2 separate regions of the Homo sapiens genome follow, and region 2 is linked to region 1. A link is a loop called in an ENCODE intact Hi-C map of the cell type or tissue named here. Cell type or tissue: sigmoid colon. All regions are shown on one strand. Each heading gives the region's core, and the rest is flanking DNA. Links, peaks and the distances in the headings are about the cores only.

The links. Peaks named below come from ENCODE experiments on the same cell type or tissue, not always from the same donor. Only the 100,000 strongest peaks of a DNase experiment are listed, where the experiment ranks them.
Region 2: a loop joins it to region 1, with 5 times the contacts of the local background. A loop is called at or near these places in 1 of 110 quality-filtered maps.

Annotation. Positions count from the first base shown.
Region 1 is chr7:82,315,569-82,323,699 of GRCh38, reverse strand. All of the region lies in intron 3 of CACNA2D1 (calcium voltage-gated channel auxiliary subunit alpha2delta 1), which reads left to right. It overlaps LOC107986813 (a long non-coding RNA gene), which reads left to right. Exons shown (of 2, transcript XR_001745254.2): 2 at 1-435. Among named protein-coding and RNA genes, the nearest start is that of CACNA2D1, 120 kb to the left of the region's middle. In sigmoid colon, for the core only: no CTCF peak of the experiment used is centred there; a DNase peak (open chromatin) is centred at 3,729.
Region 2 is chr7:82,048,566-82,056,696 of GRCh38, reverse strand. The region is part of intron 10 of CACNA2D1 (calcium voltage-gated channel auxiliary subunit alpha2delta 1); the gene reads left to right. Among named protein-coding and RNA genes, the nearest start is that of CACNA2D1-AS1, 43 kb to the right of the region's middle. In sigmoid colon, for the core only: no CTCF peak of the experiment used is centred there; no DNase peak of the experiment used is centred there.

The DNA of each region.
Region 1 (8,131 bases), core at 1,757-5,756:
AATTAGCTCAAGTGGCTTGCAAAACTCACACAGGCAAAAACTACACAATTTGTAGAGCCTAGTACAAAATGTAAATTTGAGGCTCTTGTTAAGAAATTATTAGAATTTCAAAATGGCAGCATCAGAGAATGAAACCAAACATGGGGTCCTTCTGAATGTGGAGTCCTCACTGAGTCAGTCAGCCTCGTCTGACTGCACAGGTCTCACACCCACCAAAGCTGGCTGGTCCTGCGCATAGGTCGTTAGTGGTAGAGCTAGAACCAGAACTTGGGATTCTCAGCTACTTGTACAGTGTTCTTTCTATGATGATAGTCATCAAACTTTACTTGGGGACTTGAGAGTCTGTGAAATCCTTGATGATTGTTGAAAGATAATCCCAAAGTGAGGCAAAAAAAGAAAAAAATCCGTATGTCATTTCACCTCTTTTTTTTTTTTAACAACATAGCAAGCTCGCCTCAACAGAAATGCTCTGATCTGAATGTGCTAGTTAATAGTGTTTTGGGTGAAAGTAAATATAGAGAAACAGTGCTGATCCAAGGCCAACCTCTTTATTTCACATAATGGAATCTTTAAAGAGAACTTCATGGTATCCCATAAATTCAAAGACAATCTGATCAAGTAATGTTTGGTAACATTAAACAACATTTAGCCATTTATAGAGTTGGACTAAAAGTGGTGTTCTGATTCCTAAATGTTAACTTTGTTTTTTAATCTCTTGATATTTAGTTTTCCCTTTTCCTTGTTAACCCCTTATTATCTCCCCACAGAATGAAATAAACTCTAAACCTTCCTCTGTAAATTCATTTGCTAACTTTTACTGAATGACATGAAGGTAGAAGCCCGTTGTGAGATGCCCAAACCCATCCTGGCTTTTTTATATACACAGGTGTTCTTTGCATCTGTTCTTCATAATTGTTTAAAGCTTCTAAAGTCAAAAACTGCATTCGCAAGATAAGATTTCTATGATTCTTTAAAAAATCTCCTGATACGATTTATCATTAGAATGATGAAATGCTCTGTCACTTTAATTAAAGTATCATGGATCATAAATCTTTTTAAATTTTATTTTTATTATTTTTTTGAGACAGGGTATCATTCTGTCACCTAGGCTGGAGTGCAGTAGCGCTATTATGGCTCACTGCAACCTTGACCTCTTGGGCTCAGGCAGTCTTCCTGCCTTGGCCTCTTGAGTAGCGAGACATATGCTACCATGTCTGGCTAATTTTAATTTTTTTTTTTTTTTTTTTTGTAAAGCCAGGATCTTCCAGTTTTGCCTAGGCTGGTCTCAAACTCTTGACTTCAGGGGATCCTCCCACTTCAGTCTGCCAAAGTACTGGCCTTATAGGTGTGAGCCACCATGCCCGGCCCAAAATCATAAATCTTGATGGAATTTGGGAATTTTGGAATTTCAGTTTTCTGGTCTTTTCATCTCTTGCAGTTGAATGTCTAAGCCACCAAGGCAAGGGAGTTGGCAGTTCTTTTCTCAAATATTTTTAGTGATTAAGCTTCCACAATTGTAAAACCCCATTATTGTTGCTTAGCTTGTTTTTTTTTTTTTTTTTTTTTTTTTTTTTGAGACGGAGTCTCGCTCTGTCACCCAGGCTGGAGTGCAGTGGCGGGATCTCGGCTCACTGCAAGCTCCGCCTCCCGGGTTCACGCCATTCTCCTGCCTCAGCCTCCCAAGTAGCTGGGACTACAGGCGCCCGCCACTACGCCCGGCTAATTTTTTGTATTTTTAGTAGAGACGGGGTTTCACCGTTTTAGCCGGGATGGTCTCGATCTCCTGACCTCGTGATCCGCCCGCCTCGGCCTCCCAAAGTGCTGGGATTACAGGCGTGAGCCACCGCGCCCGGCCACTTAGCTTGTTTTTTAAGAAATGATTCCTAACATCTGTGTCCTTGTCTAATTGAAACATGTTTTCTTTTCTCTCTCCTGTGTACACTAAAATTTGATTGGCATTCTTTTTAGAAGAATATCTCATTTTGTATGTATGTGCATGGGGGGCGTTGGGGATGGTAGGAGCTATCATCAATTCCTCACAACTTAGTGTTTTTGGCGCATAATGATGGCTTTCAGTTGCTGAGCCATCTTTATTGCCAGACATTGTGGGAAGTGCTTTATACACAGTATCAAATTTCATCTTCAGAATAACCTTATGAGGAAGATATGTTATTGTGTTTGAAGATAAGATACAGTCTTCTTACAGTCTGTAATCTGTTACATTTTGAGGCGAAAGCCATCTCACTTTTTTTTGAGGAGGGGGTAAGACTCTATTTTATTTTATTATTTTATTTCTTTTTCGAGACAGAATCTTGCTCTGTCACCCAGGCTGGAGTGAAATGGTGCCATCTCGGCCCACTGCAACCTCCACCTCCCAGGTTCAAGCTATTCTTCTGCCTTAGCCTCCCGAGTACCTGGGGTTACAAGCGCGCACCACCATGCCGGGCTAATTTTTGTATTTTTAGTAGAGACGGGGTTTCACCATGTTGGCCAGGCTGGTCTTGAACTCCTGACCTCGAATGTTCTGCCTGCCTCGGCCTCCCAAAGTGCTGGGGTTATAGGCGTGAGCCATTGCGCCCAGCACCCATCTCACTCTCAAGTGTCAGGTAGAGGAAGTTTTATACCCAGGTATGTCTGACTTATGTCTGTGCTTTTCAACAATGTGCTTTTAGCTAGAGCTAAAAGGTTCATTAAGTCATAGATGACTTTAACTTATATAAAATCTTTATATAAGTTTTTGGCTTTATATATATATAAATGGCTTTATATAAGCCATTAACTTATATAAAATCTGTTTACTAATTTTATAGTATTCAATTTTGTGAATGTATTATTTATTTAGCTATCTCCTACTGATAGTTTATTTTTTATGTGGGTGATATGAATACTGTTTATAGCACATCTTTACACATATATGAGAAAACTTTTGATTGCTTTATTATACTTAAGTCATGTAAGTGAAATTGTAGTGTCTAACAGCATATGGGAGTCAGGTGGTGGCTCACTCCTGTAATCTCAACATTTTGGGAGGCTGAGGCAGGAGGATTGCTTGAGGCCAGGAATTTAAGACCAGCTTGTGCAATATAGCAAGACCCTGTCTCAAAAAAAAAAAAAAAAAAAATTAGCCAAGTGTGGTGGCATGTACCTGTAGTCTCAGCTCCTCAGGAGACTAGGATGGGAAGATCACTCGAGCCCAGAAGTTCAAGGCTGTGGTGAGCTATGATGGTGCCACTGCACTCCAGCCTGGGTGACAAAGTGAGACCCTGTCTCCCTCAAAACCACAGATGGTGCATTATTTATTGTTTGTTTTCCTTTTAACAAAATAGAAATCTTTAATTCTTCCATTAATTCCTTCTCTCTTTTTTGTTTATTTTTAAATAACAGAATTTCTAATAGACTTAAATGACAGCGACCAAGTTACATTTGACTCAGTATAATAAGTTAAATATGGTTCTGTAAGTAGGACTTAATTTTAAATGATAGATATATTTTTAATTATTATAATAATGTCAAAAACTCATACTTTTCTCTGCAGATTAGTGCCTTTGTTGTTGGCAACATAATCAGTTCAGAATTAACAGGCTGGTTGGGGCAAACATCTGTCTTCCAGATTTATTTAAAAAAAAAAAATCAGCCTCAGAGTTGCAGTTACTGATTCCAGATACCAGCTCATATGCTCTATCTTGCATGTATTATCCAGCCACAGGCAGCATGCCAACAGGCCGCAGTGTGGATGAGTGCTCCTGCTGTTGGCAGTCCTTGTATTCTACGGGAGCTGACGCTGTCAAGGCCCAGTTAAGAGCAAAAACCAAGTTGTGTCTTGACAGCTGAGACATTAGTTACAAAAGACTGTCTACTCCTTCTCTGGTTAATTTATTCATTTAGTCTCAGGACTCATTACTCCCCAATTACAGCTACTCCTATAAATGTTGGTCTATTGTGAACCAGTCACCCCTGATTGTTTACACTGTCTTTTCTGAGAAATTCTAGGTCCGTCAACTTAAAGGTCTAATAATAAATAATAATGACTCATTTTCTACAAGAGGGTTTAGAGAGAATTTATTGCCCTATATCTTACTGCCTGTGCCACTTTTTTTCTAGCACAACAACATAATGTGGTTCTTAAACAAAAAAATAACTAAATAAATTATCAAGTGTTATATTTATGTGCTCAGAACATTTCTTTAAAATGTGGATTTTCAAATAGCCATTTTTGCTTGTCATTGATAGTAACAAGTTTGACTCTTGCAGAAATGTTCATTTTCATTAAGTGACTGCACATATCAATTTCTACCTCTCAAATGGGTATTTTTTAGTTTAGATAAAAAGATGAATATAATGTATAATTTTTGATGTCTTTGTTAACAACTGTATTTTGATTCAAAAATTGTATCCATTGAAATGAAATTAATCCTCATGATTTCTCAGTAGAGAGTAATTATGTTTTTAGTTTAAATATTAAAATGTTCTAAAAATATCAAGTATCTTATATGAGACCTTAAAATAGAAGGTCTTAATAACAATTTTTTATGTGCTTCTGATATACTAGACACTGTACTAAGGACTTTTTTGTATTTACTCATTTAATCCTTTCAACATACTTCTATACTTGGTATTGATAGTCTCAATTTTATAGAGATATTTTGCCCATGTATTTGTATCCAGATCCATTTAATTCCCAAGCTTTCTGGCAGCATATCTCCTCACTCTGCCTTGCACTTATCATGTGTCAGGCACTCTGCCTAGTGTTTTACACAGATTTTTCCATTTAATTCTCTTTTCTCTGACTTCTCCTCTTCCTACTCTTTCTCTTCTTCTTCTCCCTCTTCCTCTGTCCCTTCTTCTTCCTCTTTCTATTGCCTTTCCTATTTGTCTTCTCATTATTATTACATGATATGATAAGGCCAAGAAGTATAGAATGAAAAAGTTTTAAGTATATTATCTGAGGTCATGTAGTTCTAGGTTGGCATTTTTGTTTCTAAATGAGATTATGTATTACTGTTTTATTTTACATCAGATGTGGTATAGAAAAGTGATAATGGTAGCTTATTTTAATTGTTACAATTTATGTAAAAGGAGAGAAGGATTGAAAGAGAAGAAGGCATGGAGAGAACAAAGGAGAAGGGGTCTAGCCTTTTTATTCTCTAGACTTACTTGCATTAAGTATTTACATAAAATGTGTGGTGAATTTGGTAATGGAGATGGAGATTGTAACATCCATGAGTTTTTGTTAATCTCACTGTAATTACTTAGTTTTTTATGTGTGAAAAACAAGAATTTTAGAGTATCTGCAAGCCACATAGTGTGCTGGGGCTTTTATACTCATAAGTGAGTATATTTTAGGAGTGTTTTGGGGAAACTCTGGTCTAGATATTACAGCATATGTAGTTGCATAAAGATCAAAATTAATTAGAATAGTTTTTATTTCTGAACTTGAGCTTAGATACCATGCAGACATTCACTTTTTTAATTAGCAATGAGACTAGCAAGCTTTCAAAAAAATCATTCTGGTCTGTTGGTATTTCAAGAAGTGATTTTTGCTAGCTTCTAAAGCATAGGTTGTAGGCAATTGAAAAGTGAAGTATATCATTTGAAGTTCTAAGCATAAGGCATGCTTATTTAACCAACTTTTAATTACAACTAGTGAGAAATGGAGGGTAAGTATATAGTTAAAATACAAGACCTCTTACACAATTAAAGGAGAAAGGAGAGAGGCATCATATGAGAGGGCAAAGTAAACCATGGAGGTCAGCTGAGTTGATCTAGTATAGTACAAAGAGCTTGGGAAAACTCTCTTCGGATTTTCATTCTTCACTAAATTTACAGATGTTTAATGTATTCACCGTCATTCTTTTTCCCCAAATAACTGTTTATTGGAGCTTTATAATTTTGCAAATGAAGCTATCTTTTGGAGATTGCTCTTTCTTTAATTTAAATGACGCCAAATGTCTGCTAGTCATCTGGCAAGGAAAATCAGGGCTGCTTGGTGTTGCTATGCTGCCATGATCAAATTTCTCTTCTAAATAGTAGTCTCCAGTCCTTAGTTGACATTTCACACCAATTGCCCTGTCACTGTTGGAGGCTAAATCAGCATATTAAGAAGCAGCAAGTGGTACCTAATGCCTGTCCTGAGGAAAGTTACTAGGTTTTAGTCACCGCAAAGATTCTCAGCTGCTCCTCCTTAAGTATTTTAGACATGCTCACTGATTTGAAACAACATTTTTCAGCTGCATAGAAGGCATACTGAATAAATACTGGAAGGAGGACAGTTTAAAGACTTAAAAGCAGTCTCTGTCAAGGCAGGCCATACTTTTCCTCTCAGCCGTACACACACACGGGAATTATCCCTATGATCTGCCTGTGTTTTAAATTGCCACATAAGTAGGCATCCATTACAGAGGAAGCTGGCAGTGTACATTTTTGTTGTGTTTGTGTGACAGTAGTAATTTCCTACTTCTCAATTTAGTGACAGCATTTTAAAAAGAAAATAATGTATGCATTTTAAGAAGCAGTGAGCCCCAAAAGACTTCTAGGTACTCTTGGTAGCTTATATATAAATGCAGAATCACATGTATGGTATAGTTAATGTTTACTCATTCGGTAATATTCAACTAACATTAACCAGTGAAAGACTGGGGTCTGCCTAACATGGCTTTGATGACATTTGTACAGCCTTTTCTGATTTACTTTCTAGTGTTAAGAGTGTATTACTGAATCAGATTGATATGGTTTGGCTGTGTCCCCGCCCAAATCTCACCCTGAATTGTTATAATCTCCATGTGTCAAGGGTGAGGCCAGGTGGAAATAATTGAATCATGGGGGCAGTTTCCCCAAAACTGTTCTTGTGGTAGTGACAGTCTCACAAGATCTGATGGTTTTATAAATGGGAGTTCTCCTGCACAATCTCTCTTGCCTGCCACCATGTAAGGCATGCCTTTGCTTCTCCTGTGCCTTCCACCATGATTGTGAGGCATCCCCAGTCAGGTGGAACTGTGAGTCCATTAAACCTCTTTTCTTTATAAATTACCCAGTCTTGGATATGTCTTTATTAGGAGCATGAGAACAGACTAATATACAGATATTTTGATTTATATGTTAGCTACTGATTGAATAGCTTTAGTTTTCTTTTCTTTCAGATAGAACATCATTCTATTATATTTGGTTCTCATCAGAGAGGGAAAAATCTTATAAGCATGTCTTATTTTAAGGAACCGGATTGTTCTCTTTGTGAGAATTTGGGAGTGGTGAGAGAAAGGAGAATTAGAGTTAGAACTGGCAAGGGTAAAAATATTTGATTTTTAAAAAAAATTCAGTCAGAGAAGAAATAATTTTATTAATGTTTATAAAGGCAGTAAGTAATGAAAGGAAATAATCGAGTTATCAAGGACATACACCCAAGTACAAACAAGCAATGCTATTCAGTGAGAGACTTCAGGAACACTTCTGTCCTGTCAGTTATTAGAACAGTGTTGAATACTGTTAAAACAGTTATTTTAAATTCTTATGTAGTTACTATATAAAATAATTAAAACTACCTTATTTATTATCTGTGTCTTTTAGGAATTCTTAGTGATTGTATTTAAAATTTATAATTATAGGTTTTAAAACATAAGCAAACTTATCATTTGTCAAGTAAAATACATATTAGATTTTTTATTTTTGAAGGTTTTTTTGTTGAATTTTTTGGTGCCTAGAATTCCCATACTTTAAAGCAAATAATATTTAAAAAAAAAACACCTGGTGACATTGATCTAAGGAATTAATTTTAATTTCTAGCCAAACCCAGTATTTGCAAAATGTAAGCAGTGATTAACTAAAACTTCTTAAGAAAAAAGTATCAAGTTAAATTTTGATTAATTCTACTGTTAGCGGGCATTAGTTGATTTACACTGTGTGTAGAATTGGTTGTGTGGTGAAATACAATACTGTTTGTCTTATCTATTATTCAGGATTTATTTTTCTAGAATTCTGATTTCCTCCCCTTCTTCATGTTATCAGTAGAGGATGACATTTTTAATTTGCATGTAGCAGGTTAATTTTTAAAAACCACCTTGTCTTTTAGTGTTATCTTACCTGATTTTTTTTCTGGCATACCTTTCTTTTTATTTGCAACATTTTCAACTTTCTTTTA
Region 2 (8,131 bases), core at 2,114-6,113, 270 kb after region 1:
ACATCGAGTTGCTGGTTGCTTTCTTTGAGAAGTGGTACTATAATGAGGACTCAGCATCACACTATTCCCGTGGGTTGGTTATTTACCAGTGGCAGTAGTTGCATCAAACTGGAGGAGCTTTTAGGCCCATGTGTATCCTCTCTCTCTACTATCAAGCTCCTCCATTCATGGGCCTATTTTGCAAGCAGTACAGTTGACACATACAGAGCTGGATGATCTCCAGTGGACAGATCATCTTATCTACCCAATTGTTTAGTGCCTTTTCTGTGACGAATGTTCTCTAGCACACATTGATGCAAAACAAAGACATCTTTATGCTTCATGCCTACCTCCATAGGTCCATCCTCATGTTGCTTCTCCAAAACTATGTATGAGGAACATCTTCTAATCTTGATCCTTTTAGGACTTTGGACAACCAGCCATGCCATTTATAACTGTATAGGAGTCCATGAGTTTTCTAATTGTAGGTTACTTATTTTCCACAACATATTGATGGCCAGTTATATTTTGCCTCAATAACCCTAAACATCCATTCCCTGGCATATTATCTCAGTATCTTCTGGTTCATATTAGGCAGATCCTGCAACTCTTTTGTTAAATATCTTCTTTTGTTTTCTTGGAGTAGAGACTGTACTTTTCAAGGTGGGCCGTGTTGATACTTGGCCTTTTTTTTTTTTTTTTTTTTTTAACTTTTGAGTAGGTTTATTGTCATGTAACCTTTTGGGATTCTTTCCTTTTTTTAAAAAATTATATATATATATATATACACACACACACATATTTATTATACTTTAACTTCTAGGGTACATGGGCACAATGTGCAGGTTTGTTACATATGTATACATGTGCCATGTTGGTGTGCTGCACCCATTAACTCGTCATTTAGCATTAGGTATATCTCCTAATGCTATCCCTCCCCCCTCCCCCCACCCTACAACAGGACCTGGTGTGTGATGTTCCCCTTCCTGTGTCCAAATGTTCTCATTGTTCAATTCCCACCTATGAGTGAGAACATGCAGTGTTTGGTTTTTTGTCCTTGCGATAGTTTGCTGAGAATGATGGTTTCCATCTTCATCCATGTCCCTACAAAGGACATGAACTCATCATTTTTTATGGCTGCATAGTATTCCATGGTGTATATGTGCCACGTTTTCTTAATCCAGTCTATCATTGTTGGACATTTCGGTTGGTTCCAAGTCTTTGCTATTGTGAGTAGTGCTGCAGTAAACATACGTGTGCATGTGTCTTTATAGCAGCATGATTTATATTCCTTTGGGTATATACCCAGTAATGGGATGGCTGGGTCAAATGGTACTTGGCCTTTTTGTTGTCTAAAGCCATTAGATGAGATAGGATCAGATCATGAGGAAAGTATGCATCATCTTTTATGGTCTCTAGGAACGCAGAAGCTACTGCCCTCTAACTAAGGGTCACAGGTTACTTTTGCCTGTCCAGAGGGTATAGGGGAATCCAGAATTTTATATTCTGAAGTCCACTTAGATGTCCTCATCCTAGTACAAAGGGTGCTTCTCCTTGCCTATTGATGTTCTGACTTTTGCATAGAAAGCTGCCAAGGTTGTGAATGCAGCGTACTTTATAATTCTGAGATTCTCAAAAGAAAATTCTGAGCCAAATTTCTAGCACATGCTGACCTTCCCAAAATGGGAAATGAGAATCTTTTAATTAGTTGCCACACAGGTTTTCTGGCTTTCTTACTTTGGCCTTAGTTGATAGTTGGCTGACATAAGGCTATCATTTTCTTCAGTGAAATTCAACAACCAGCCAACTCATAGTTTTATGATTACTGTTGTCCCCATGTCTCTCAAATGCTAGGTGCATCCCCATTAATCAGTATTTTATTCTGATCACTGCAGATGAAAATCTTAGCAATTGTGTTGCCATAGCATCTGAGGAGTTTTTTGACTCCAGTGATGACTGTGCCCCCAGGTACAAATAGGGTCTTTGTTGCCGTATGTAATTTAGGAAATGATTCAGTTCTGGAATCCCATTCTGAAGGTCTGCTTACTAAGAACACTGGTTGGTATCTGCTTAGATTGATTTTCCCCAGAATAGTCACTGAGACAAGGATTCAAGCTTAAATGGTTTATTTGGAAAGTAACTCTAGGAAAGACTTAGAGAAATGTGGGAATTAAAACAAGGCAGAGAATTAATAAATGATTCATCTTCAAACAAGTTTCCACTGTGAGTGAGTGCAGCTTATTTCTCTGGGAATAAGTATAGATTTCATGAATTAGAGTTATCCCTTCCAAGGGGAAAAATATGCTGGAGTATATAAAGTTGATGACTATTCCCAAGTAATGTTAATTCTCTGGCATTCCCAGACCACCATGTGCAACAGCAGAGGGTTCCCTGCAATCTCAGGCAGTTAAAAGTTGGGTTGACATGAATGGAAAAATGGATAGGGCATCAATATCATCTAGCTTGATTAGAAACTGAATAATGCTATCAATAAAATGCTTTAAAATGATTTCTGATTAAGCAAGCTTTGAATGAATTTTATACTGTCAACATTTAGTCAGCAACTAACATTTATTTCCTAAAGAACTTAGAATGGGCATTGGGATTCTTAAAGCCTGCCAGTTTTAAAGGCCATTGATTTTCCTAAAAAAAATATGTTGTTAAACGTGTATTTATTTGAAGAAAATTGTTAACTAATTTCTTAAGAAACACAACTGCAGGATATCTTCTTGTGGTTTCTGTGAACCAGGTTAATACAGACTTTACTGATGCACTGACAGCTCTTTGTAAATCCTAAGCTGGGTGTACTCATTTGGTGTGGTTTGAATGTGTGAGCTAAAAGCATATGGGAAAACAGAATATATTACTCGTAGGAAAAACTGGGAATACATTTCACCTGGAAGTATGCACCTCAGTACCTCAAGTTAAAAGTTATTAAAATACCTCCATTAATATGTCATAAACAGGGCAGAAAAGTAATATTGAAACACGCACAATTAATGGAACTTAAAAGATAAATAATCAGGAAGACATTTGAAAGATGAGGTCATAGTGACTTTCCACTCTGCTTCTGGAGATACGTATTACTGGTTTCAGCTCCTGGTATTACTGGTCCCAGCTCCTAGTTCCTCCTTAGGCTTAATTAGTTTTGGTTACTTATTTACTTGTTTATGGCTCTTATTTACTATAAAAATATCATTTTTTTGTCAACTACACTCTGAAGTTTTGTTAACTGTACACTTTTGTTTAATTTTATTATTTCAAAATAATCATTAATACATTTTTATGATTGAAAACTCACTAAATAATTTTAAGTGATTACATTGAGACATAGATTTGCTCCTCAGAAAATCAGTACAAATAAAATCCAAAGTAAACACGTGTTCATTATTTTTGTTATTTGTGCATTAACCTTCTATTTAATCATAATTGATAGGTAATTATTTAATTTTTTTTTTTTTTTTTTGAGACGGAGTCTCGCTCTGTCACCCAGGCTGGAGTGCAGTGGCGCCATCTCGGCTCACTGCAAGCTCCGCCTCCCAGGTTCACGCCATTCTCCTGCCTCAGCCTCCTGAGTAGCTGGGAATACAGGCACCCGCCACCACGCCCGGCTACTTTTTTGTATTTTTAGTAGAGACGGGGTTTCACCCTCTTAGCCAGGATGGTCTCAATCTCTTGACCTTGTGATCCGCCCGCCTCTGCCTCCGAATGTGCTGGGATTACAGGCCATTTAATTTTTTTAAAGCAATGTTCAAGTGGCAGACACTGTTCTAAGTGTTTTTCATAGTAATTTGTTTAGTCTTTACAGCAACCCTGTGAGGTTGATAATACTACTATTCTTAATATTGCGGATAAGAAAACAGTAGAAAAAGTCTTAGCAATTTTTCCAAGAAAAGAGAAAGAACTGGAGTGTAGCCATCTTCATTCATGATTCTAGATTTAACCAAAAAGTTATGAGGCTAAATCTTCAGGAATATTTATTTACTTTCTTTACCGTGTATCTTTTGCTCTTATGAAACTTCATATATTCTTATTTGCATTTATAATCTTTAGTGTCAACCACATTATATATAATCTTTAGTGTCAACCACGTTAAATTCATAATTTTAAAGAAATTTTTCAGTCTTATGAGTTAGTCTGCTTTATTTTGAGTATATACTGTCTGAAATTGATACAGGTAAAGAGAATTGATTCTTATGCAACATTCTGGTAAGAAAAAAGTAAAATTACATTTTTATCTTTAACATATAGGCCCTTCTCATTAAATACAGATTTAACAATTTACTGATATGGAAATTCTCAGGAAAAAAACCTTCAAAATATATTTATAATGTCAAGTTGTATGTGTGCGTGCATGTGTGCATGTGTATTTTATTTTCTCTCTAAAGCTGTTTGAAAGTCCAGGAAAGCAACAATATACCTTTAGCTTTTGTAACTTCAGGAATCCATAGTAATAAGGCACTGAGGAAGGAGGGAGTGGTTCTATAGTTAACTTTGACCGTAATTTTTCCTTAGAGACCTCATGCATTTCTCTTTATCTTCATACCCAAAAGAATGTGGGTCATCCAAAGACTCAGGATGCAATCTATATTAACACTTTCCCAAAGTTGCCCAGAAGCCACCAAACAGAAAAATCAAGTAGCCTCTCATTTTTAGGGTTATTTTTCTAAGTTTCTTTCATTCTTTTTAAAAATAACAGTAATTTTTCATGCTTAAATCATGTATAAGATGTCAGAACTAACGCTGCATCATTTCTGAGTGTTTCTACTATCTCCAGGGTTGTTCTTTGTTGCAGAAAGGAAGCCTGCTGTTAGCAAAGCTGAAATGCAAGCATAATGTAGCTGTTTTCCCACTAATCCAGTTATATGCTTTGATAGGAGTCAGTGGTAGATGATAGGAGCAGCAATTCAATCACAGCGTGTTCTGATTTGCAGGCAGAATTTCAAGTGTTGACACAGGGATTTGAATTTGTTTATGAATGTGAGGGAGTTTGACATTTTAGGAGTAAAATACTGCAAGCCAGTGGAGGATGATGGGAAAATGTATATGGATTGCAGACAATATGCTAAAAGTTAACAACCAAAGGAGATCTTCATGTCTTTTAATAAAACCACACATTTCTTACTAAAGAATTAGATGCACATGTTATGATTATGTTAAGGATCTTTGAGTCAGTTTTCCTCGTGGAAGCTTTTCCAATTCACAGTCATTATAAAATACTGTCTTTGATTTTTTACCAGAAAAAAAAATAATCAAAATATAATTCCTTATATCTTTGCTCTTGCTTGTAGGAAATAACTTTTTAAAAAGTTAGTTGTACCTTTTGTCCAGATTGTAGTCGCTAAGCAGCAGTCCTAGAAGTGACAGTTTATAAATGTAAGTACAAAGTCAAAAGTGAAGAACCATAGCTAAATAGGAGGCTGGAAAGGAAGGTGAGCCCTTTCCCAGCTGGAAGCTTTTCCCTAAATGCAACTGCTATAAAAGCCTGCAGATTTCCTGGGTCCAGACCTCTGTGTGAGACAGGTCTGTGCTTATTATTTGTCTATATAAACAATAATTCTGAATATGGTATTCTAAAGATTGTAAAAGTCTTTGCTTCCCACAGTATGCGGTTCAAGGAGCCAATATATGTTGGTTTATATCAAGTAAAGAGCAACGCGATGGAATGATCCTGCCAACACGTTATCCCTGCATGGACAGTGTTAGTAAGCTCACATCTGGTTTGACTCATTCTTCACAGGCAACCCTGTCTCTTAGATGGACTGGTAGAATTGCATAGGAATAACTGTGCAGCTTTGGAAACTACTAGTTTTATGACCTTACACAAGTAACCTAGGGCTTCTGTCAGTTTCCTTATCTTAAAAATGGACAGGATAATTTAACTTGCTGAAATGTTGTTGAGTACCAAGTGAAATGTCACATGTAAAGTGCTTATATATTGTAATCATGTATTATGATGATGATTATTGTTATTTAGTGTCATCTTCCAACATTTTTCCACCAACTGTTGGGAGACATTTCTTTATGAATCTTTCACATTTAAGTCTAAGCATTAACAGCCAATTTATTCAGATTTATTTGCATTCCAGGATAGTAAAGAGATTTCTCCTTCTCCCGAAGAGATTTTCAATGCAGAGTAATTAAACTATTGTGTCTCTCTGGAGGGGAGGATGAGTGTGGGCCATCAGAAGCCCCTGTATAAGATCAGGGACTTCCTCATCTTGGGACTCCTGGCTGGAAACCCATCTCACTACCTATGCAGGTGACCCCTGGCTGTCCTCCTGTCATCCTGTGGGAATTGAGGTTTGGGCAGCTTGTGCAAACAAAGATGTTACTCTGCTCCTCTGTTGCTATGAGTAATAAACTCTTTGTCTCTGACTCAGAGGGCTTGTATTTTTTCTGCCTTTTATCTATGACACTGTAGGAGGCTTACTTGTTAGCTTACAACTGCTATAAAATCTCAGACATTTCAGTTCCTGACTTGATTGTTTAACACCAACTAATACCAGAGCAGGAGGTTGTTTAAATATGGAGTTGCACTGTGTAGGCAAGTAAGAGATGATTTCAATTGTTCCATTTCCTATGTGCTTTAAATTTCAGATTTCCTTCTAAAATATGCCTAATGTATTCCTAGACAAGGACATGTTTTGTTGGCTTTTTTAGATAAGGAACTTCGCTACTCAGCCTATGAAAATGAGTACAATTGTAAATTGCTGCACAATTTGAACTTAAAAGCAATTTCTATCCCCCAGTGCTAAAAGTTTCTTAGAAAACAGACCCTCTTTTTGCCAGAGCTCAAAGAAAATAAAAGATATTTGCCATGTCAATACAGTTTTGTGACAAATCTAAGAGAATAATTTCTTGTCTTATCAAAAGCCATCCATCTAGAGTTCAGGAAAACTTTATGTTGATCTATTGCTCATTTATGTCAACAAGAAGACTGCAGTTTATTCTCTTGCCATCGAAGTGGGGCCTGTAGCCAAGCAGTCTGAGCCTTGCCTGGGAGCTCTGTTAAGCAATGGGTACAAATGCAGCATCTCAAGCTGCACTCCAGAGCTAAGGAGAACATCTGCATTTGGAAAGTCCCCCGGGTGATTCCTGTGCAGGGGTTTTTATCGCATTACTGTTAACTGTGTGTACAACTGGCGGGCTTTGCGTCATTATAGAAGAGGAAATCAGTATACTAAAGAGGTACCTTTAGCAAGTTCAGCAGATGATTAACTGGGGCTTGTTGTAAATAATCATGTTTTTCACTGACTCAGATTTTAAGAGCTTGGTAATTATAGAATTCTTAATACTATGGATGTTTGAATATTTTTATTTTGTAGACATTTGTTTCTTTGGGGATGGGAGGAGGTCTTAAAACAGGAAGAAATGGAATTAAGAGAATTTGTTAAAAGAAGAAGAATTCTATCTTCTTATGCACTTTTTTTAGGTAAAGATGGGACCTTTATAAAAGTATTTTCATTTAAAAGACATAAAGAAATTATGGACAGTAAGAAAAGATCAAAGAAAAGGACAAATTTAGTTGTTATAATAGCAGGGCAAAGCCGCCAAGGTTATTTAGGATTTTTCTTTTTTTTTTTTTTTTATGAGTTGCCAGAAGATAACTTAATTGCTTTGGAAATATAAAGAGAGTTTATAAGAAGGTGTTGACAAGTACAATAAGTATTTTTTTCCCATTAATTACATGGTACACTAAGTTTTTGGCACTTAGAAATTCGTCGTATATGTAAAAAGGAAACAGCAAAGTAATATTCAGGGTGAGGCAAAGGGAATAATTTTATTCTAAACTGAACTATTGTTTTTAGAATTATAAAAGTTATTGACTTATTTGATGGGGCTTGAAGGACTAGGAAAAGATGTCATGTATGTGAGTACTTATTAGATGAAATTTTTTAAATTATAGTTTCATTTAATTTTGAGTGTAGGTAAAGAGAGTGACTTGGGCTGGCCTGAGCAATAGATGTAGGAGAATTGTTCAGAGTTCTTTAAATTAAATTAAACTATCATATTTGTTCTTAATTATTTAGTAGGCTTAAAATTCAAAAGAAATTCAAATGTAAATTGACACTATGAGAACTTATTTGTAAAATGCATACACTGCAATCTTAATTGTTGAATAAAAATCTATTTCATCAAATTCCTAGAG